Regions from separate parts of the Homo sapiens genome. Here region 1 is linked to region 2. A link is a loop called in an ENCODE intact Hi-C map of the cell type or tissue named here. Cell type or tissue: dorsolateral prefrontal cortex. All regions are shown on one strand. Each heading gives the region's core, and the rest is flanking DNA. Links, peaks and the distances in the headings are about the cores only.

What was found. Hi-C counts contacts between places; a loop is a spot of excess contacts. Peaks named below come from ENCODE experiments on the same cell type or tissue, not always from the same donor. Only the 100,000 strongest peaks of a DNase experiment are listed, where the experiment ranks them.
Region 1: it touches region 2 in a loop (2.3-fold over the local background); 2 of 110 quality-filtered maps call a loop at or near these places.

What each region holds. Positions count from the first base shown.
Region 1 is chr9:112,449,128-112,461,201 of GRCh38, reverse strand. HSDL2 (hydroxysteroid dehydrogenase like 2) reads right to left here. Exons shown (of 11, transcript NM_032303.5): 9 at 7,040-7,189; 10 at 1,625-1,753. It overlaps HSDL2-AS1 (HSDL2 antisense RNA 1), which reads left to right. Exons shown (of 5, transcript NR_171779.1): 4 at 440-578; 5 at 7,130-9,404. Among named protein-coding and RNA genes, the nearest start is that of KIAA1958, 32 kb to the left of the region's middle. In dorsolateral prefrontal cortex, for the core only: no CTCF peak of the experiment used is centred there; no DNase peak of the experiment used is centred there.
Region 2 is chr9:112,846,357-112,858,430 of GRCh38, reverse strand. SNX30 (sorting nexin family member 30) reads right to left here. Exons shown (of 9, transcript NM_001012994.2): 7 at 7,486-7,572. Among named protein-coding and RNA genes, the nearest start is that of SLC46A2, 38 kb to the left of the region's middle. RefSeq lists enhancers at 9,773-10,345, 11,131-11,631, 11,652-12,074. In dorsolateral prefrontal cortex, for the core only: CTCF peaks have their summits at 4,875 and 5,076; DNase peaks (open chromatin) are centred at 3,600 and 5,100; H3K27ac peaks cover 3,481 bases.

The sequences.
Region 1 (12,074 bases), core at 2,788-10,787, 400 kb after region 2:
GGAGGCTGAGGCAGGAGAATTGCTTGAACCCGGAAGGCAGAGGTTGCAGTGAACCAAGGTTAACACCATTGCACTCCAGCCTGGGCAACAAGAGCAAAACTCCGTCTCAAAAAAAAAAAATTCATTAAAGGGATAACCAATGATAAACATTGAAAGATGTTATAATGTATTAAGTGAAAAAGACTGCCAAACAGTAGTAATGGTATGATCCTGTTTTTATAAGCACACATGTATATTTATATACACTAACACACACATACAAATATACATATGTATGATGCTAAACCAAATTATGCAAACCATAATAAGATGAGCATAATATACATATATAGATGCTAAACCATATTTTGGTTTGGTTATGGTTTAGCATCATACATATGTATATTATGGTCATCTTTCAGTGGTATGGTAAAAATAATTTTATTTTCTTTTTTCTTAGGTATACTTTCTCTTTTTTTGAGACGGTTTCATTCTGCCGCCCAGGCTGGAGTGCGGTGGTGTTATCTCAACTTACTGCAGCCTTCACCTCTGGGCTCAGGCAATCCTCCTACCTTAACTGGAGTAGCTGGGGACTACAGGTGCGCACCAGCACACCCAACCAATTTTTGTATTTTCTGTAGAGACAGGGTTTCCCCATGTTGCCCAGGCTGGTCTCAAACTCCTGGGCGCAAGTGATCCTCCCACCTTGGCCTCCCAAAGCATTGGGATTCCAGGCGCGAGCCACCAGGCCTGGCCTATATTTTCTAATTTTTATATGAACATTTAACACCACTATAAAAAAAGGGAAAAGTTGAAGAAATGCTGATCATTAGTACACCGTATACAGATTGACTCAGATGGAATGCAGGCAATTAGCATCCTGAATTAGAACTGTAAAGAAAGACTTAGAGGGCACAGAATACACCATGTTCCTGCTTAGAAAAGATTAAAACAGAACAAAGTCTGAATAACATTTATAATTCACTCCATGAAAGACTCTTTAGATCAGGATGTTATGCTTAGTTTCAAGTGCTGCTTCTAATTTTTTAGAATTTGAGTTAATTAACTTATCATTTGGAGTAGTTTTCTAAGAGTAGAAAAGAGAAAATTATCCTTAATTTTCTGGCACAGTTAGAGGTAAATGGACAGAATAGAAAATCACACAAAAGGTTCTCTGGGTTTAGGACTCCCCAGAAAGCAGGGTCACTAGGCCATGGCCAAGGGCTGGTATGTGTTTCCTATTGAAACAGCTGGCAAGATGGAAGCACAACCCTACTCCCAATAAGCGAACTGCTGCTACTGAGTTCAGTGCCTCTAGTGACTGGGGTGTTATTGGAAACATAATACCTTAGGCCAGCTAATATGATGAAGCCCACCCAGGAGTCCCTTTGAATTATCTCACTGTTCCCAACATTATATTACTGGCTTCTCAGTAATGGAAGAAAATAATTCTGACATCTACCTTCCACTTGTGAGAGGAGGGAGAAGTGGCAATGGAGGCAACAGTAAGAACAGCCTTCCCAAAACTAAGATTCCACTGCTGCCAACATTTACAAGTCTTGATTATTTGGGAAGGGATAAAGCAAAATGTCAGAACTAAATTTTCTCTGAACAATAAGGTAAACTAATAAACTGGAAAACTCACCTGAAAACATTTTTACAAAGTCATCAGTAGTCATACTCATCACCACATCTGCCTGATCAGAAGGCTCTCCATATCCGACATTCCCACCCTTGCTTTTCAGATCAAGAAACCACGTGCCACCATCTTCACCTAGAGAGATAAACATATAGAAATCAATGTCATAGAAGCCCTGTTCTTCTTAAATTTAATAATTACTTCAATTAGAATAATCTTACAAAATGCTGTTTTCCAAGTTAAAATCCCCAGACCTCCATCAGTCAAATTCAGCAAATATTTATTAAGCACGTCCAGGTATTCTGCTAGGCTCTGAAGACTCTTCAATAAAAAGAAAACCATGGTTCTACTCACAAAAGAGGAAGTAGAGGGTGATGTGGGAGCACATTAAGGAATCAAGATAACCAGAGGAAGAAAACTCATAAAGACAGAAAGTAGAACAGTGGTTTCCAGGGACTGGGGGATGGGGAATGGGAGTTAACTGTTTAATGGGTACAGAGTTTCACTTGGAATGATGAAAAAGTTCTGGAGATAGATGGTGATGATTGTTTTGTTTTTGTTTTTGTTTTTGTTTTTTGTTTTCTTTTTCTTTTCTTTTTTTTGGAGATGGAGTCTAGCTCTGTCGCCCAGGCTGGAGTGCAGTGGCGCGATCTCGGCTCACTGCAAGCTCCGCCTCCCGGGTTCATGCTATTCTCCTGCCTCAGCCTCCCTAGTAGCTGGGACTACAGGTGCCCGCCACCACACCCAGCTAATTTTTTGTATTTTTAGTAGAGACGGGGTCTCACCATGTTAGCCAGGATGGTCTCGATCTCCTGACCTCGTGATCTGCCCACCTCGGCCTCCCAAAGTGCTGGGATTACAGGCATGAGATACCGTGCCCGGCAGGTGATGATTGTTATAAAACAATGTGAATGCATTTAATGCTACTAAGCTGTACACTTAGAAGTGGTTAAAATAGGCCGAGCATGGTGGCTCATACCTGTAATCCTGACTCTTTGGGAGGCAAGGGTGGGCAGATGACCTGAGGTCAGGAGTTCAAGACCAGCCTGGCCAACATGGTGAAACCCCGTTTCTACTAAAAATACAAAAAATTAGCCAGGTGTGGTGGGGAGTGCCTATAATCCCAGCTACTTGGGAGGCTGAGGCAAGAGAATTGTTTGAACCTTGGGGGCAGAGGTTGCAGTGAGCCAAGATCGCGCCATTGCACTCCAGCTTGGGGCAACAAGAGCAAAACTCCGTCTCAAAAGAAAAAAAAAAAAAAAAGAAGAAGTGGTTAAAATGTTATGTATTTTTTACTGCGATGCAAAATTAAGTTTTCAAAAAGGGTCAGGAAAGCTCAGTTGAAGCTGAGATTTGAAAGTTAAGTAAGAATTAGCTAGATGGACAGGGTAGAGGGAAAGTATTTCAGGCAATGGGAACAGCACATGCAAAAAAGCCAGAATCAAGAGTGCAGCACGTGTGAGGAACTGAAAAAAAAAAACAGTGGCACTAGAAGGTAGATGGGTGTTGGATGAGCTTGTGAGGCAGTCTAGGTCTGAGCACAGCCAGTCATGTAAAGGATTAAATGACTTCATCCTACAGGATGTGTCATGGAAGGAAGATGATATGGTAAGGTTTACGTATGGCCCTACCTGCAGTGTAGATAATAAATGGAGAGAAATCAAAAGGATGCAGAGGGCTAGTAAGGATGGTGTTGGGATAGTTCAGGAGCTTGAGGGTGCATGCCTGGACTGGGACCATGGCAGAGGCATGGAGAAAAGTGGGTACATTTGAGAGAGAATGTCAAGGCAGAACCATAAGACTAGGTAACTGCATATGAAGAGGAAAAGGTGGGGAGGGTATATAGGAATGATCTGCTAGTTCTTGGCTTGGGTGGATTTGTTTTTTAAGTGAGAGAAGACTACTGAAGAACAGCAGATTGCTTGATTTTTAATTTTTTAAGACAGGGTCTTGCTCTGTTGCCTAGGCTAGAGTGAAGTGGCATGATCATCACTCACTGCAGCCTCGACCTTCTGGGCTTAAGCTGTCTTCCCATCTCAGCCTCCCAAGTAGCTGGGATTATAGGCACACATCACCAGATCCAGCTAATTTTTTATTTTTATTTTTGTAGAGACAGGGTCTCACTATGTTACCCAGCCTGGTCTCGAACTCCTGAGCTCAAGTGATTGGCCTCCCAGAGTGCTGGGATTACAGGCAACGTTTAAAATTTTAATACAGCTCAAACCAGCACGTCTGGTTCATCTCAGCTCCTTCACTGTCAAACCAAGGGGCAGAGACTGCTTCAGCTTGTTTCTCTGCCTTCTCTTTGTGACAACCAAAGTATAATCCTGCTGCTGTGAACTTTATTTTTCTTGATCTTGACAGATACGGCATCCACTTGCCTGGATCTGAGCAGAAAGCGCTTGATTTCCTCCATTTTTTTTTCTTTCTTTTTTTGAGTCAGAGTCTCGCTCTGTTGCCCAAGCTGGAGTGCAGTGATGCGATCTGGGCTCACCGCAACCTCCGCCTCCGGGGTTCAAGCGATTCTCCTGCCTCAGCCTCCCAAGTAGCTGGGACTACAGGCACGCGCCACCAAGCCCGGCTAATTTTTATATTTTTTAGTAGAGATGAGGTTTTGCCATGTTGGCCAAGCTGGTCTTGACCTCTGTTGATCTGCCCACCTCGGCCTTCCAAAGTGCTGGGATAATAGGCACGAGCCACCCAGGGATTTCCACAATTTTTCAAGGCATGCAGAGAGAGGGTGTGGATCGACACTGCCCAAGAGACACAGCAAGCCAGACACTCAGCAGATTTCATGGGTGGTTGCAAAAAAACCATTTCCTGGGAATGGTTGTTTTGGACGTTTTCAGGCTGAGGCATCTTTGTGACAGTTAACTAAAAATGTCAAATGAAGTCTGGCTAAGCTAGAAACAGGGACACATAATCAGTCGGTTCCTATGGTCATTGAAGCCGCGTGAATGGTTGGGGTTTCCTAGAGAAAGTGTCAGGAATAGAGTGTCGAGAGTGCTGAGCCAGTGACCTGAAGAACATTGCTTAAGGGAAGGATAGAGGAGAAGCAGCCAGCAAGGGAGACTGACAAGGTGTGATCACAGGCAGGGAAGGAAAGCAAGGAGGTTACAATGAAGGACTGGGGAAGGAGCATTTCCAGAAGGAAAGTGTGGTCAACAGTATCAAATGCTGCAGAGTGGTCACAAGGGAGGAATGACACAGGCCCACTGGTGACAGGGAAGTCATCAAGGACCTTGCTGAAAACCAATTATGTGAAATGGAAACAAATGGTATCAGCAGGGTGTGTTCAGGGGAATGAGTTGTAGATGAAAATAAGTCTGGCTCTGAAAAGGAGAAAAAAGATGGGCTGTGTGGTTTGTTATTGTCACTGGGTTCTGTTTTAAAGTTAGAAAAGAATTGAGAACATTAAAATACCATTGGGAAGGAGGCTGCAAGATGAACAGATTGAGGACAAGGTTCAATTAACAGCACAAAATTCCTGAGAAGGCCAGGGAAAATGGGATCTAGAACTTTGCTTCCAAGTATGATCCATGGACTGCAATACTGTCATTACCTGTCAGACATGCAGAATCTCAGACTCCACTCCAGACCTGCTGAATCATTATTTTGCATTTTAGGAAGATCCCAGGTACTTGGTATAGACATTAGAGCTTGAGATGCACTGATGGAGAGCTGAGCTCCATTCTACTAAGAGGGAAGGAGGCAAGGATGATGCCTATCATGATTGATTTGATATCTGATGGCAGGAAGCTGAAGGCATTTTTGTCTGTAGGTTTCTATTACCTCTGTCAAAGAGCAAGTGGAATTATCTGCTGACACTGGCAGGGAAGAGGTGAAGGGAGAGATGGGAGATTTCAGGAACACTGAGAAAGTTTAAGATAGTCACTATGGAAAATGCAGCAGTAAGCTGACCACAAAAACACAGAATTCTGAAGTGTTGCTTAAACCTCAGCTGAAGCGGGGCAATAGTCAATTTCTACTGGTACAGATCCACCCAGGTGGTGTGATTTTTTTTAGCTTTCCTCCCCCAAAACTTTGCAACCTGGATACAACTGTGGAGCAGCCAGAGAGTTTGATTCAGCCAGGACTAGGCTTTTGACAGGTGATGGCATAAGCACAAAGGGTCCAGCAAGTTTAGGACACAAGCAAGAGAGTGACTAAAGCCATGGATGATGGATTCCAAGGATGGCAAGGAAGTAAGAACAGGAAGGCAAGATGGACTAAGATAAAGCAGAGAGGACGAAGAATAAAAAAGGTTTGTGTATAATGGGGCTGAGGTAGCCTTTTTTTTTTTAACACGAATTTTATCTGTTTCTTAACTTTTATTTGTTTGAGATGGGTCTCACTATGTTGCCCAGGCTGGAGTGCAGTGGTTATTCACAGATGCGATCGCAGTGTACTACAGTCTTGATCTCCTGGGCTCAAGTGATCCTCCAGCCTCAGCCTCCTGAGTAGCTGGGATTACAGCTGCACGCCACCATCCCTGGCAGCTAGTTCTTACACTATTATTAACGTGTAAATTTTATATGGAGAAGAACAATATTAAGAGATTTTTAAAAGCTAACTACCATCTGGGCACAATGGCTCACACCTGCAATCTCAGCACTTTGGGAGGCTGAGGCAGGAGGATTGCTTGAGGCTAGGAGTTTGAGACCAGCCTGGGCAACATGGCAAAACCCCACCTCTACTAAAAATACAAAAATTAGCCATGTGTGGTGGTGGGTGCCTTTAATCCCAGCTACTTGGGAGGCTGAGGCAGGAGAATCACTTGAACCCAGGAGGCAGAGGTTGCAGTGAGCCCAGATCCCACCACTGCACTCCAGCCTGGGCAACAAAGCGAGACTCCATTGCAAAAAAATAATTATAAATTTTTAAAAATAAAAAAAGTGAAAAAAAGCTGACTACCGTCAGACCGACCTGGTTAATGTCAAAGATAAAAATGGCAAGGTGCCTATGGTTGATAAATTACTGTATCATACTACCTGTCATGATCCATATGCCCTTCTAAGCAGGATTTTCTCTCAAATATGCCAGAGTTATATAACACTGGGAGTATTTGTAATAAAATTTTACTTTACATGTGTCCGTACGCACTGATCTTAATCTAGAAATAAAAATCATTGGGAGGCTGAGGTCAGAGGATTACTTGAGTCCAGGAGGTCAAGGCCGAAGTGAGCCATGATCATGCCATTGCTCTCCAGCCTGGGTGACAAAGACTCCATCTCAAAGACACAACAACAACAAAAACAAATCAATAGTTATGGTTGCTGTTCTTGAATGTCTACATTCAAGAGTAAGGGTCTTGAATGCAGCCAACTATCCAGGGGATCACTGTTGGACGCTGATTTTCTTCCAAAGGAAACACCCCATTTTGTTTCATAAAAACTTCAGATTACCAGATGCAGTCCTTACCGGAGAGTTCAAACAGATAGATTGCTTGAGTGGCTTTAACAACATCATCACTGAGAGAGTCCTTAACAATTCTAAATGTTTCTTCCACAGCTCCAGAACGTGGTTTTGGTTGCAGCTGCAGTTTCTCTTCTTTGAATTCTGGAACAGCACCTATAAGATATTATTGAAGCAAATGACCTTAATGCTTGGCAGTGAAGGACCCCACACAGAATTAATTAATCAGCAGGACAGACTTGCCACCAATTAGACCTATTTGACCAAAATGACTTTAAATGCATTAAGTGGCATCTAAAAGCATAAATCAAATTGACAGAATAACAGTCAAACACACATCAATTATGACTATAAATGTAAATCTTTATACTCTCCAAATAAAAGGCTGACTTTCAGATTAGGTTAAAAAATACTACTAAACTATAAATATTTATCATAAACAAACCTTCTATAATCTGAGTACTTTGTGAGGCCAAGGCTGGGCGTGGCGGCTCATGCATGTAATTCCAGCACTTTGGGAGGCCAAGGCGGGTGGATCACTTGAGCCCAGGAGTTCGAGACCAGCCTGGGCAACATGGAGAAACCCTGTCTCTACAAAAAATACAAAAATTAGCTGGGCGTGGTGGTTGGTGCCTGTAGTCCCAGCTACTTGGGAGGCTGAGGTGAGAGGATCACTTGAGCCTGGGAGGTAGAGGCTGCAGTGAGCCGAGATCACGCTACTGCACTCCAGCCTTGGTGACAGAGGGAGACCCTGTCTCAAAAAAATAAATAAAAGAAACAGACCTAAACACAACTACTGGAGTATGAGGGATGATAATCAATCACTCCTTTGTCAATTTCTCTCAGTTCTAAAACCAAATGAGAACAAAAAGACATTGGAATCAGAAAGATGGAAATCAAAATATCAGCTGTGGAACTGGTGGAGCTAAACTGAAGACTGTAGCTTGAATCAACACCCAAGTGTACTTTCTAATCACTCCACCTCTAAATTCAATCTATTCACCTAGTCCTTTCACCCATGGATTGACCCTGCATCCTCCCATCACGGGTTAGAAATGCTCTTAAGTAGAGATCATGTAAAAAACTGAGGACAGCCTGCTCAGAAAGAGAGAATGCTCAGAAGGGTCTGACACACAACCTCAGTTTCTTCTCCCTGTCTCACTTATTCAGATTATCCCTCCCACTAGATGAAAAGGGAGGTTAAACTGTTAGTCCCCTGACTAACAGGCTGCCCTCTCTGGAAACACTAGGTCACGGGAATGGAGGTTACCTGCAACATTTTAAAACTTGCATTCACTTAACCCACTGGCTATAACAACTTAACATATGATCAGCCAGGGGAGAAGACAGCAGTTCATAGGACTGCTTTGCTCCCATATCATGATGCTGCCCCCCAATACTGTCTCTGTTCCTTTATTTATTTTTGAGACAGTCTCGCTTTGTCACCCAGGCTGGAGTGCAGTGGCTTGATCTCGGCTCACTGCAACCTCCGTCTCCTGGTTCAAGTGATTCTCCAGCTTCAGCCTCCCGAGTAGGTGGGACTACAGGTGCCCACCACCGTGCCCGGCTAATTTTTGAATTTTTAGTAGAGACAGGGTTTCACCATGTTGGCCAGGCTGGTCTCAAACTCCTTACCTCAGGTGATCCACCCACATTGGCCTCCCAAAGTGCTGGGATTGCAGGCGTGAGCCACCGTGCCCGGCCTCTCTGTTCCTTTATTTATCATTCTAGAATCACATAGAGGCAGCTAAGTAGTTGCCCCCAGAAACAGGTAAGAACAATTCGTTAATTAAATTAACTCCAAGGCCAATCTGTGCTCTAGGCTGAAGGTGAATCTGTTTCTCAACTCAAATTATACACAGCCATCTTGTCTAATACAATTCCTCAAAGGTTATTACATGAAATCTAATTGACAGCATAAAGATACTCCATAGTACAAAGTAAGCTATTAATTCATAAAGTATACTGAATATAAATTGCCTTTCATTATGATGTTTCCACAAATAAAAAAAATCATTTTCCTTTTATAAGTTAAAGTACGAACAGATATTAGAGATGAAAGCCTTAAAGAATTTTTTTAGCCTGTTTTATTATTGTTTTAAAATTTACTACAGTGTACCCCTTTATTGCCTGCACTGGGGGCAATCCACTTCTGCCTTGCACTTAGCATGACACTGCTTTTTATTGACATGTAACATACATTCAGAAACAGTGATCAGATGTATCCAGATCAAACATCACCACCTAGGTCAAGAAAGATGATATTACAGGTATCCCAGAAGCCCACTCCACAACCCCTCCTAATTGCTAACACCATATATTAGTTTTGTCTCATGTTTATCTTCAAATAAATGGAATCAATCACACAGTATCTATTCTTATATGCCTGCCGATCCTTCAAATCTCTTCCAAAAAAAAAAAATGCAAGAGGAGGGAACACTTTCTAATTAATTATGTGAGGTCAGTATTACCATGACACCAAGCCAGACGCAGACTTAAAAGAAAACTGACTAGTATAGACAGACAATATGCAAATGCATATACATGCATACATACATGAAATTAAGTCGAGAAGTGATGGGTTCTACTTTAAAAAGAGCAAGAGCTGGGATAGAATGTAAGACTATTTTAGATAAGACAGTTTTTGAATAGACACTGAATTAAACAATATAAGGCTGAATATGTAAATACATACACACATACATATTTATTCTACAATTTGAAAACATAAATGTGGCCAACAGTTCGTCTTCACCAGTTCAATTTGAAAAAGGTATTCCCCATGCTTCAGTGACAATAACCTAATACTTTATAACCTTTGCAATGCTTATTTGAGCAATGCCACTTCCCAGTTATTTTCCAAATGTACACCAGTGTAAGTGAATGAGACACATTACTATTAATATAAGGTATTATTATTTAGAAGCCAATTTTAAAATTGAGCTATGAATTCCAATATTTATCTATTTTTTTTGGTCTGTTTTTTGAGATGGGCTTACTCTGTCACCCAGGCTGAAGTGCAGTGGTACAGTCAAGGTTCACTGCAGCCTCAACTTCCTGAGCTCAAGCTTCCTGAGTAGCTGGGACCACAGGCATGTGCCACTACGCCCAGCTAATTTTTTGTATTTTTTATAGAGACGGGGTTTCACCATGTTGGCCAGGCTGGTCTCGAACTCCTAGACTCAAACGATCCACCCGCCTCAGCCACCCATGATTGGGATTACAGACATGAGATACCACACCCGGCCTCAAAAAGTTGTTTTTGAAGACATGGAAAACATTCACAATAATTAAGTAATGTTAAATTAAATGGGAGTCTATGCAATTAAACATAATATATATAAAGCTTCTTTCTTAAGAAAATAAAAAACAATATGAACCTACTGGTAAAATATTTATTTCTGGGTATACATTTTAAATTATATGTGCCAAAAAAAAGTGGTTGAAAGGAAATAAGCCAAAATATAAATGTACTTATAATTGGATTACAGGTGACTTTAAAATTTTTCTTTGAGCTGTTCTATACTTTTTTTTTTTTTTTTGAGGCAGTCTTGCTCTGTCACCTAGGCTGGAGTGCAGTGGCATGATCTCAGCCCATTGCAACCTCCACCTCCCAGGTTCAAGCGATTCTTGTGCCTCAGCCTCCCGAATAGCTGGGATTACAGGCACATACCACTGCACCCGACTAATTTTGTATTTTTAGTAGAGACAGGGTTTCACCATGCTGGCCAGGCTGGTCTTGAACTCCCGACCTCAGGTGATCTGCTCGCCTCAGCCTCCCAAAATGCTGGGATTACAGGCATGAGCCACGGCACCTGGCCTGTTCTATGCTTTTTTTATACTTCTGTATTAAACTTGTCTTTTTAAATTTTTAATGTTTTAATTTTTTTCTATTGGTAGAGATGGGGGGGGGGTCTCGCTATGTTGCCCAGGCCGGTCTTGAACTCATGTCCTCAAGTGATCATCCCACCTCTGTCTCCCATAGTGTTATGATTACAGGTGTGAGCCCCTATACCCTGCCCGTACTAAGCTTTTCTATACAGACTAATTTAAAATGCTATCAAAATTGAGTAAAGTATATAACAAAATCGATTGGATGTAGCCAAAGCTATGTTAAGGGGATAAATGCACAAACTTTATTTCATTATTTTAAAAGAAATAACAATAAAGTATTAGCCCAACAAGTAAGAACAGGAACAAAAGCAACCTCAAAGAAAGCAGAAAGGAGAAAACAATAAACCAAAAGTAAAAAAAGTAAGGAATCAGATGGTTGCACAATTCTGGGAAGATGCTAAAAATCACTAGACACTTCCAAATGGTGAATTTTTTTTTTTTTGAAACTGAGTTCCACTCTGTCACCCCGTCTGGAGTGCAGTGACATGATTTTGGCTCACTGCAACCTCCACCTCCTGGGCAGCTGGGATTACAGATGTGCACCACCACACCCGACTAATTTTTTGTATTTTTAGTAGAGACAGAATTTCGCCATGTTGCCCAGGCTGGTCTTGAACACCGGAGCTCAGACAATCCGCCTGCCTCAGCCTCCCAAAGTGCTAGAATTACAGGCATGAGCCACCGCACCCGGCCTAAAATGATGAATTTTTTGGTATATATAAGTTATATCTCGAGTTGTTATTAAAAAGATAATCAGAAAAGAGAAAAGCTGTAGAATTAAAAATGAAATAAAATTTAAAGTCTGGTGCTTTTGAGAAAAAATAAGATAACACAAAATCAGCAACTAATCAAGAAAAAAGAAAAATAATTTTTAAAACAGAGGAAAGAGGCTGGGCGTGGTGGCTCATGCTGGTAATCCTAGCACTTTGGGAAGCCAAGGTGGGTGGATCACCTGAGGTCAGGAGTTTGAGACCAGCCTGACCAACATGGTGAAACCCCGTCTCTACTAAAAATACAAAAATTAGCTGGGCATGGTGGCGTGCACCTGTAATCCTAGCTACTCAGGAGGCTGAGGCATGAGAATTGCTTGAACCTGGGAGGCAGGGGTTGCAGTGAGCCGAGATCGTGCCACTGCGCTCCAGCCTGG
Region 2 (12,074 bases), core at 1,938-9,937:
CGATCCTCCTGCCTCAGCCTCCCGAGTAGCTGTAACTACAGATGCACACCATCACACCCAGCTAATATTTTTATCTGGAGTAGAGGCGAGGTCTTGCTACCTTGCCCAGGCTGGTCTCGAACTCCTGAGCTCAGGCGATCTTCCTGTCTTGGCCTCCCAGAGTGCTGAGATAATAACAGGTGTGGGCCACCACCCTCAGCATTTCCTCTTATCTCAATGTTTTAATTTTCGTGACTGAGGTATTGTTACGGTTGTGCTACCATGCGTCTGAAGGATGTTGACATGGCACAGCACTGCTAATGGTTGGGTGTTGCTTATCATGACACCAAGGAAAAATATCACCAGATAAGACCTCAAAAGATAAAAATTTATACAGAGGTGACAAAATTGCATTTTTCACCTTGGTTCCCAATCTCTCATGAGAATTTCCATTACAGAATATAGGTTGTTAGTGCAATGACAGAAGAGTCACGTGGATGGGACTGTGCATTTCTGTGTGCTGGGGAACGGGACAGTAACTTAAATTCACTCAACATTCATTTAAAAACGCATTACTCAGTGAGCCGAGATTGAGCCACTGCACTCCAGCCTGGCAACAGAGCAATAAATAAATAGATAGATGGATGGATGGATGGTTGGATGGATGGATGGATGGATGGATGCATGCATGCATGCGTTACTGAGCTCCTTCCATGTGCCACGCATTTCCAGGCCCTAGAACAGAAATCTCAACTTAAGTCTCCTTCTTGGAGCTGGGTTGGAGATGTCACATTATCTGCTCTCATGATGATAGTAGGTTAGGAAAATCCCCAAAGACTACACAAGACAGATATAATCCCAAAGTGTGGAGGAAAGGGGAGCTCGTGGCTGCTGTAGGACAGGCTCCAGGACCAGTGACAGCCACACGCTGCTGAGTGAGCAGGGGACAGGGCTCCCTAACTGGCAATGTGTGAGTGGCAGAGAGATTGGTCCTCTGCCCTCTGGGAAGCCAGAGCCCCCAGGCTGGTCACCTCCAGCTTCCAGCAACTGCGTTTTCAGTGTCTATTTGAGCTGTGAGGTGAAAACAGGTAAGAAAACACTGATACAGGGTCAAGTCTGAAAAGAGGCCATGGAATTGGGCAAATAGAAAGTCAGTGGCTCTCTGAATGAATGCTTTTTTAATTATAGATAAAAACAAACTTCAGAGAATGGTCAGTGGGGAGTGAGGGAGGGAGAGGTGAGGGCATGAGATGAGGAGCAGAGAGGCTGACAGCAAGAGATCCTCGAGCTTGCCTGCGCAATGACACGAGAGTGAAGCCCCAGGGAAGGCCACACGCACTCTCCGTGCCTGCCTCGGGAAAGGCAGGGCGCCCCCTCAGGGAGCACAGCTGCTGGGGCCCGCGCCCTGGGGAAAGGCACCAGTTTTGGAGCCAGATGCACTTGGACTCCATACCGGCTCCACCATTTGTTGACTTTGGCACTTAAGTTCCACGCTTCCCCTGACCCCGGGCCCCCATCTGTCACATGGAAACCACCGCACTGGCAGAGGGTGGCTGCGGTGGGACTTAAGTCAGCTGAGGGGATGGGGGAGTTCTGCCTGCTCTGGCTGGAGGCACCTGGTCTTCTGCCCCATGGTGAGGGTCCTCACTTGCCAGAAGGGTCTGGAAACAACAGACACGAGGCCCCACTCTCCGGTCTGCATTAGCTCTGTATGTAGAAGTCTCCCTGCTGGCAGTTTACAATTGGGATTCTCACTTCACTACCCACCACGTCTTTCCCATTCTAGAACATTCACTATCCCGGTGGTTCTAAGAGCTGTCCAAGGTCTACAGCCTTCAAGAGGTTTGTCCAGAGAGCCCAATTTCCACTTTCCCTCTGCTCTTCTCTCAACCAGAGGGGGAACAGCTCTGTGCACCTTTCCATCCCAGTCACCTCCACACGACACACCTCCACACTTCCCACACCAATGCCCCACTCCCCTCCACACCCATGCTCCCCCAAAACACCACACCCACCCCCACACACTACATACCCCACACACACCACACGCCCTCCCTACACGCCACACGCCCTCCCTACATGCCACGTGCCCTCCCCATACACACACCACACACCCACCCCCCACACACACCACAGGCCAGCCCCCCAACACCGACACCCCAGGTCCCCTCCACACGGCCCATCTCTCCTCATCTGCACTCCGACACCACCCATTTAAACTTCTTCATCTGGCACCCACCCAGGATGAGGCTACCCGTGGGTCAGGGCCTAAAACAGCACCCTGCTTTTTTTATTTACTTTTTGAAGATAACTAGGAATTCTGTGAAGCCTTCTCCCTGGCATCCCTTCTTTGTTCTTTTTGGAGCTAGTTATACCAAGTGTATTAGCACTGAAAAGAGTCCAACGCAGAAGACAGGAAAAGGCAAGAGCTCCCTCTCTGTTACCCTCACTGTCATTCGAAGGTGCGGATGCTCCCGGTGCCATTTAAAATCTAATTCCTCAGCTTCTCCTTATCTTCTGTAAGAGCTCTGATGCCCCCCACCTTCCATGGCGGGTTAGATTCTAAGGTGTACACCAGGCTGCAGCCCAACAGGCCCAGGAGAAGGCAGCCAGCCCCTGCTAAGTAAGTGCATGTCGCTTCTCCAACCTCACAATTAACATGGAGAAGGCCAAGTCTCCAGAATCCAAAGCTCCATCTGCCTGGGAATCACCACCTCAGTGTCTGCTGAGCTTTCTCCAGCCTCAGCCCAACCACAATGCAAAACTTTGCATTCTAGGACACCACCATTCTTCCCCAGCTCCAGAGGCCTCCGCATCCTCTGCCCTCAGCACGTGCTCTTTCCCCACAAGACGTCCTAGGACTCCCCTAAGAGGATCACCCCACGTTGAAATTCACAGGGAAGGTTGTGAAGACATGAGGCCACTTCCTTCCCCTGGGTTACAAAAAAGTGATCAGATTTTGATGCCACTCCATGACTCCACAAAAATCAACTTTCCCTCCTTATCCAGCGCAAGTTTTTCAAGGTTTCACCTGATAACGAGGTAAGCCCCCAGACTCCCTCGGATCTTCTGCTGACCATGCCCATACCAGGGGACCTCTCCTCCCCGGCACTCCTGAGACAGTCCCCTGAGCTACCTCGCTCCCACCATCAGTTCCCAAAAGACCTAGCCGAGGCCCTGGGATAGAATCAGCCCTAACCCACTTCCGAATTCCCTGGCTTTTTAAAAAAAAAAATCTCATCAACAGCAGCTCTGGCTTCGTGAGCTCACAACCACATCAGGCAAAGCACAGCAAAACCTTAAGTTGCTCATTTCCTCAGCATCCACCAAACCTCCTGATGGGCTGTCGGGGAGGACAGGTGTGTGGAGGGCTAGGGAGGCAGGGGAAGCTTGAGGACATAGGAAACAATGTCTAAAACACTGTGGTCAGAAAAGGGACTTCTTAAAATATGTGACAGCAAACCCAGAAAACAAAGTTCTCCGCCCACATTCCTACTGCAGCCAGTGTGGACACGGGAGACTCCTCCAACGGAGCATCTGTCACTACGTCAGACACTACGCCGAGCACTTTATGGCATCACAACACTCATGTGTGGGAGGCAACTGAGGCCCACAAAGGCTGAGGAGCGGATCAGTGCAAGCTAGGGCGCAGCTGGGGTTTGAACCCAGGACCATCCCATTCTAAATCCTGTGCTCCAACCGTGCTGGACTTGGACAGGCTGCCAACTGCACCCTCCTCTGCCCACCAACGCAGCTGCTGCCCCAGACCCAAAGGCAGCAAAGGATTTCTGCTGCTGCCACTGTTACATTACATTCACTGGCACACCACCAGGACAGTCTATTTTGTCTTTAAAAATCACAATTGCTAAAGAAGCAGCAAAGTGAATGTGGCATGGTTCAACATCCCACCAGGAAGAGGGAAGGTGAAGATGGCCCAGCCACAGTGTGCTAAGAGATCGCAGATGTGTGTTCAGGACGGACTAGTCATTTTCACGGACTGGGGCAAACCCTTAGCCTCTGGTAAGAATTCCTGTGGCCGAGAGGATGAGCCATGTGGGTAAGTAGTGTCCAGGAAGGCGGACAACAGCAGCAGCCAAAGATTTCCACAGCACGGGGAGTGGACAGGAATCACCCAGACCCGCAGGAATGTGAGGCCAGGAGCCCTGGCAGGCAGCTGTGGGGGTCTGAGGGCACAAAACCAGCGTCTCCCTCTGCTCGAGACTGCTCCAAGCCTGGTGTGTGCTTCCAGCAGCCAGCAAGCCAGGCAGGGTTAAGACTTAACTCAGCCTATTATTCCGAACCTTCAGCTCCTGGCTTTGGAAAGGAATGTGTCCTGTATAGGGATGAACATATTAAATGACAGCATCAGCCTCTGAGAAAGCTCGTATTCAGTGCTGAGCTTGTACAGATGCTATTTACAGAACTACATACATGACGTCTTTAAAATGCAGGATCCTCGGTTTCCAAACTAGGCCAGTGGCAGAACTTGTTGGTTCTCCTTCCTTCCCTAGCCAGAAAAAGTGACTTCTATTTTTCCTTAAATATTTAACTGACACATAAAATTACATACATTTCAGGCGTATGACGTGATGATTTGATACATGTACACACTGTGTAGTGACGATCACAATCGAATTAATGAACACATCCATCACCACCCACATTTTGCATGGAAGCCCCAGGATTTTGTTCACCTTGTAACTGAAAGTTTGTACCTTTTGACCACGATTTCCCCATCCTGAGTCCCGGCAACCACCGTTCTACTCTCTGTTTCTATGACTTCAACTTTGTTAGATTCCACATATAAGTCAAATCATGCAGTTATTTGTTTTCTGTGAATGACTTCTATCTTTACATTTGCTGGCTAAATGCAAACTTTTAAAATATATACAAATAAATCATCCTATGTCATCCCTTTAAATCCCTTTGTTGAAAGGAAACTTTAAAAATATACACAAATAAATCATCCTATGTCATTCCTTTAAATGAGACTGAGACATGGCTTCAGTAGATGGCACCATGTTCCAGAAGATCACAGGCCAGCTCAGAACTCGTCAGTGGGGCCGGCCATAGGCAGACAGAGGGCAGCTGTGTGCACATGGCTCTGCATTTCTGTTGTCGCCTCCCTTGTGACAGACACACAGGATGGAAAAAGGCTGACAGCCTGTGGCAGGAGGAACCAGAGGGAGGGTGCCAGCTGCATACGCTGGGCCAGTGACTACAGTTCCAATCCTCATCATCTGCCTTTCCATAGATACATGCAGCCTTTACGCTCTGGTGTAGATCACTAGGGGTGATCCTGCTGGAATCAACACAACAAACATGCACAGGATGGAGAGCCACTCGGCATCAAAGAGGCTGGGCAATTTGTCCAGCTCCTTTGTGCCTCATTTCCTCACCCACGAAACGGGGAAAGAACAATGCCTTCCCCCGGGCCTCAGATGACCACTGCAGTGATCCTGTGATGCAATTAACATTAAGGACACTACAAAAAGCCAAGGTGTGTCATTTCTGAGGTGTGGGTTTCAAATTCCAAAGCTGGTTCCTTTCCAGGTATGTCTTGGCATGGCGGCAGCGGCAGGAACCATGGCAAAGGAGGAAATCCCCAGCAGCTCTGATGTCAAACCATTTCCCTGAAATGCAAGTCCCTGCTATTATCTTACTAACGTTCCTCACTCTTACCCCTCTCTTTGAAAACAAATACACGTTCCACTTACAAACCAAAAAGAGACAGAGTGATGTAATGGTAGGTAGCAAAATTCTAAAGTCAAACTGCAGGGTACCATCCTAGCTCTACCAGTGCTAGCTGTGTGACAGTGGGCCTTGGTTTGCTCATCTCTCAAATGGGGATAATAATGGTACCTAAACCTCATGGTTGTGGTATGGAATCAATGAAATTTTACACATACATGCACATATACATACACACAGTTGTCGCCTCGCTATCTGGTGGGGTGGGGTGGGGATCAGTTCCAGGACTTCTGAGATATCAAAATCTGTGAATGTTCAAGTCCCTTACATAAAATCATGTAGTGTTTACATATAACTGATGCACAGCCTCCTGTATACTTTAAATCATCTCTAGATTACTTATAATACCTAATACAACATAAATACCTTGTAAATCATTGTTACACAGGTTGGGCGTCCCCAGTCTGAAAACCCAAAATGCCCCAAAATCCAAAACCTTTTTTTTTTAAGATAGGGTCTCCCTATGCTGCCCAGGCTGGGGTGCAGTGGCCATTCACAGGCGCAATCATAACACACTGCAGCCTCTAACTCCTGGCCTCAAGGGATCCTCCCACCTCAACCTCCCCAGTAAGAGGAGGCCTGCCTATGGCCAGCCCCACTGACGAGTTCCGAGCTGGCCTGTGATCTTCTGGAACATGGTGCCATCTGCTGAGCCATGTCTCAGTCTCACTTAAAGGGATGACATAGGATGATTTATTTGTGTATATTTTAAAAGTTTCCTTTCAACAAAGGGATTTAAAGGGATGACATAGGATGATTTGTTTGTATATATTTTAAAAGTCTGCATTTAGCCCACAAATGTAAAAAGGTGGTAATCTGGCTCAACCAGTTCTGCAATCCCACCCAGGAGCAGAAGACACAGCAAGAAAACCTCACTTCCACCCGCTATGATTCCATCTCCTACCTGACCAATCAGCACTCCTCACTTCCTAAGCCCCTACCCACCAAATTATCTTTAAAAACTCTGATCCCCAAATGCTCAGGGAGAATGATTTGAATAACAGTAAAACTCCAGTGTCCAGTAAGCTAGTTCTGCACGAATTACTCTTTCTCCATTACAATTCCTTTGTCCTGATAAATCAGCTCTGTCTAGGCAGCAGGTGAGGTGAACCTACCGAGCAGTTACAAACACTGGAGCCAGAAGGCATCCTAGACAAGCAAGATTAGTGCTGCTCGAACTCTGTGGAGTAAAGGGCCACTTTTTGTTGGCTTTTTTCCCCCAATTCGACCAAGCTGTAGTCCTGCCGTGCAGAACCAGCACGCAGCTTGCTCCACATGCAACTCCTCACGCGAGTTTAACACGCTCGCCTTGAGTGTTCAACACAATGTGTTCAACTGGTTCTGCAGCAACATCAAATTCCTATAGAAGTTTCCAAGTGCTTCTATACTTTCCTCATCATGGATTGTATAGTTTGTGGGCCTATGAACCACACTTTGAAAGCACTGATTTAGGCTATTCTTTCCTTCTCTCTGCAATGCCATTTTATGGAGCAAGGAACTGCCGATGAATGGCAGAGCTGTTAAGTCTTTAAAAAACCAAAAATTAGGCCCAGGAAACAGTGGAAAACTCAATCCCAAGTGAACACTAGGAACTCGCAGAAATAGGACAGAAAAGGGAGTGAAAAAGGACAACATCATCAACGTAGCCCAGCCGGCACTGACCACTCTTAGTCATACAGATCTAGAGATGAGAATTTACTTAGCACCAGCAGGGAGACTACAGCTTTGCAGCCCTTCCCAGGTGGCTTCCCTGACCTTGGGGCGGTCTTCCTTCCGCAGAGCCACAGCTTCCAGTTTGGCTTCATACTCTGCTTGAACTTGGTCCCTCTTCTTCAATACACTCTGTGGGAGGCAGAGGAGAGAAGCATGTAACACTGAGTCCACAAAGGGGCCTCCCACCCCCAGGCAATTGCTTCTTTTCCCCCACGCCTCCCCAAATCAAGGCCTACCCCAGGCCCAGCCATGTGCTCCTAGGACAGTCTGGCCATGGCAGAAACTCTGGAGGAAGCAGGAGAAAGGAGGGAAGAGAGGAGAACCACTCCTGATGCTGGAGTTTCTAGTAAAGTAACTAAAACCTGACGCTGAAAGGAAAGAAATTCTAGGGAAAGGCAAGTGGAGGAAACAGCACCCATCCATTGTCACGCTGCTGGGAGGACTCTCCGCGTCACTGTGTGCAGCCAGAGCCCGGCTGTGCAGAAATGCGGAGCTTTGCAGGCTACAACACTGGATGTTCTCTGAAATCTTAAAGTCTAAGAGAACTCTTCACTCTTTAATTCACTGACTGGACCCCTAGTGGACTGATCTGTTCAATGATTCATTCATTAGCCACTTACTAGTCCTCTACTCTGGTCCAGGTATAGAAAGAGCAGAGAGATGCACTCCCTACCTGAGAGGTTCAGTGTGACAGAGGCTCAGACACAGTATGCGCCTGTATGTGCTAAAGGGGCTATACCTGTGCAAGTCCAGAATTCCTAGAACCATGCAGCCAGCCCACCAGAGTGAAGGCTCAATGGGCCCCAAGAGAGCCAGCCCTGGATGGGACAGGAGTGAGGCAAGCTAGGCACCCGGGGTGCAAAATGTAAGGAGACACTCCCTCTTTGGCCCATGTGAGTACAAGGTTGGCACCTGACAGTGAATGCCCTGTAAATCTGTGCCTGGGGCTCCCCTCACTTAGTCCAAGCTCTGCTGCTATGAACCCACCAAGCAAAACAGAAAAGCTTGCAGTAGACCTTCTAGAAAGGTGTCTGTTTCATCAACGAGTTTCTTTCTTCTTCCTTTAATAGAATCACAAGTGGCAAACCAAGAGTGATGAGACCTTTCTTTTCCACTAACTCAAAAGAAATAAATTGCTATGAAAGTTTCTAATCATGCACTTTCCCCACAGGGGACCTTCCAGCAGCGTGAGGAGTCAAGGCAGGAAGGAGTCACTCCTTGGCTAAGCACGGGCACCCCATATCCCTGCCTGTGCTAAAGGTGACAGGCAACTGAAGAGTTGAGAGTGTTGTGGGTTCAACCTTCTAATGGAATGTGTCAATACCGGAAACCTCAAGTCTTCCTCTGAAAAGTTTGCTTTAGGAAGTGTTTTATCATGAAATGAAAATGAGGTTAAAATTGCAATAATTTTTCGTCAATTGCCACTCAGCTGTCTCCTAAGTGCCCTGACATTCCCTCCCCACACTCATTCATCTTTGAGTAGGAATATTTACAGTGCTGTTCAATGGAACTTTCTGCTATAATGGAAACGTTTTATAATCTACACTAACCCAGGAGCCACTGCCTCCACGTGCCTACTGAGCACATGAAACAAAGCTAGCAGGACTGGGGAACTGGATTTACATTTTTATTCAATGTTACTCATTTGAATTTAAACTTAAATAGCCACATATGGCTAGTGGCTACCATACTGGATGACATAAATCTATAAAGTAAAAAAGAGTCCTTTGTGGACTTCATACAGCCCAGAAAATAATCTAAATCTATTGGTCTGATACAGCAGTAGTAAAAATCCTCTTCTCCATGGACGTGCAAATGTGGTTCCCCAAGGTGCAATGGAACAGCAGGGCAGGGGCCATGTGGGATGCTTATCACTGGTGTGCACTTCCCTTCACAGGATGCCTAGCATCTTACTGGAAAAAAAAACCACATATCCAGACTAGCGCTTCTAGGAAGGAGTCTGAGTTGACCCAGTGACACACACTCTGTCAGTGTGGCAAGAGCCTCCTAACTAAAGCTGTTAAGACAATGCCCTGGAACAATGCCAGCACAGCGTGGGGGCTCCTGGGGGCACTGCTGGGGTTGCAAGACCCCTGGGACTACGAGGGGTGGGGAGGAGATGCATCAACCCCACTCAGCTACAACAGTGCAAAAGCATCTCCTCTCCCCATGCCCAAAACAGACGAGGGGGCCTGCAGATCCAGCCATATCCCTCTCTCCAGTTGGCCTGGGCCTGCCCTGGCCCACAGGAGAGGCAGGGTCTCTGTCTCTCAGTGTTATCCAGCGTGGCCAGAATGCTGCCCTCTGGCGCAGGCTGACTGGAGGATCCGCCCTAACAGCCCTGCATCACTGGACAGCACAAAAGGCTCCCAGCAACCCTGCAGAGTGAACGCGCATCTTCCCTATTCTACAGATGAGGAGACTAAGGGACGGTGGCGGGCCCTGTTCAAGGCCACACCTGGCTCATGGCACAGCAGTGGCTCATTCAGGCTGTTCCTGCTGCCTTCCAGCATGTGGCTTTGCAGCTGGCCCAAAATCCAACCACGCTGAAGGTTGGGCAACGTGTTCTGAATCAAGACAAACTGCTGACTACCACCACCCTCATTGGGACACCTTTGCATGCTGTTGGTGATGTTCTGAGAGGATGGGCCCCCAGCCCAGTCTCTATTGATAAAATTGGTCAAACCAGCCTATGGCTGTCAGATGAGGCCCGAGCCGGCAGTGGGGTAAAGAGGCCAAGAGACCAAGCCGGCGTCTGCAGAGAGGCCCCTCCATCATTGAGTGACAAGCAGAAGAGAGTCATCATCTGAACTTCTCACAGAACTTTATAGGGATCTGCATCCCATTGATATGACACATCAAAAAGGCGAAGGGCACAGTGAGACTTTTCTCCTCATGCCTCGCGCCACCTGCCCTCCTCTACACACCCATTCCCCACCCTGCTTCTGCCCTGCCTTCATACATCTTCATTCATCTAGCCAGGGACGGGGATACAGCAGAGAACAAATCACAAAACCATGTGGAGCTTACATTCTAGAGGAGAGGCAGACAAGAAGCAAGTAAAATATATAGTAGGTAACTCTAGGCATTAGGAGGAAAAATAAAACAGGAATGGAAGGAAAGTACCAAGGGTTTGGGGAAGGCAAAATCATACATAGGGTGCCCAAGGAGGGCCTCACACTCACAAGATGACTTTTAATTACAGACATGGAATAAATTCCTCTCGGACACTTATTTTTTAAAACATTAGAACATTTTGTTGTGATTTCAAGTGGTCCTAATAACCTGGAACTTTACTATCTCTCTTTTCCAATGAAGAGAAGACAGATGATTCTTTAACAAATAAATTACAAGGAAAAATAAATGGACAAAGAAGGATTTTTTAATATTTAAGAAACATACCAATCAATGTACAGATCCTGTTTGGATCTCAATTTGGAAAAAGAAACAGAAACTGTGTCTGAGACAAACTGGGGAAATTTGAACACTAACTGGATATTTAAACATAATTAGGTAGTCCTTTTTAAAAAAAAAAAAAAAAGAATGCTTGTATTTTAGAGATATGTACTAAACGTTTCTGTATGAAATAATATGATTCCAGGATTTGTGTAAAATTAAACCACAGGGTGGGAGTTGGGAGCAGCGTGACAGAGAGACAGAACCAGATGAGTCATGAGTGGGCAACTGCTGATGCTGGCTGGGATATGCGCGGGACGGCTGGGATACGCACGGGACGGCTGGGATACATGTGGGTTTATTGTTATCATTCTATTTTGTGATATGTTTGAATTTTTCTATAATAAAAAGGCTAAACAATAGAAACACAATATCTGTCATCCAAATATAACAAATTAATAACAGTCATTAAGAGGTCTATAGTTATGTCATCCACGAAATACTAATCAAACAGCCTTTATCTACAATGACAAAATGTTTGGAAGAGTTGGATGACAGATGCATCCTGTGGTTTGGCTTTCAACATCTGCACTGGATTTGTCCCAAAAAAGACCACAGTGGCATCTACGGGAAAGCACAGCATCCCTTCCCCACCCTCAGACTCATGCACATGTCTGACCCTGGCAAGGCTGTGGGCTCACAAACTATGGGAGGGGAAAAGGCAGAAAAGGAGCCCCAGCGCCAAAGGTCAGCAGCTACCAAAAAGCCTCTTCAAGCCCACCAAGTTTTTCAGCTTCAAAGCTTTGTGGAAGAGGGGAGCTAGGATGCAGGGCTGGAAGAGGATACCAAAGCAGCAGGAGCAGCTCACCCCCCACAGAGAACTGCAGGATGGGATGGTTCATATTCCTGTAGGCCAGGGCTGACGACCCAAGACCCAAGTGGAATTCATGTAGAGTAATGGGTGTTCAGTAATAAAGAACAAATGAGAATAAAAATAAAATACGCACGTAGCCCTGTGGCTTAGGGTAGCCCTCTAGAAGGGCACTTTCCTGCAGGCAGGAAAATGAGTCTGATCTGGTACTGGTGATATCACTAGCTCTGGTTAAATGACTGAGTTCAGGTTACCCCTTTCAACATGCTCCTTTTACATATTCATTCTATGGAAACCAGGACCACCTGCGAGTTAGATGTCCTGGGGCAATGTTGGTAACACTGAAACCACACATTATCCCCTC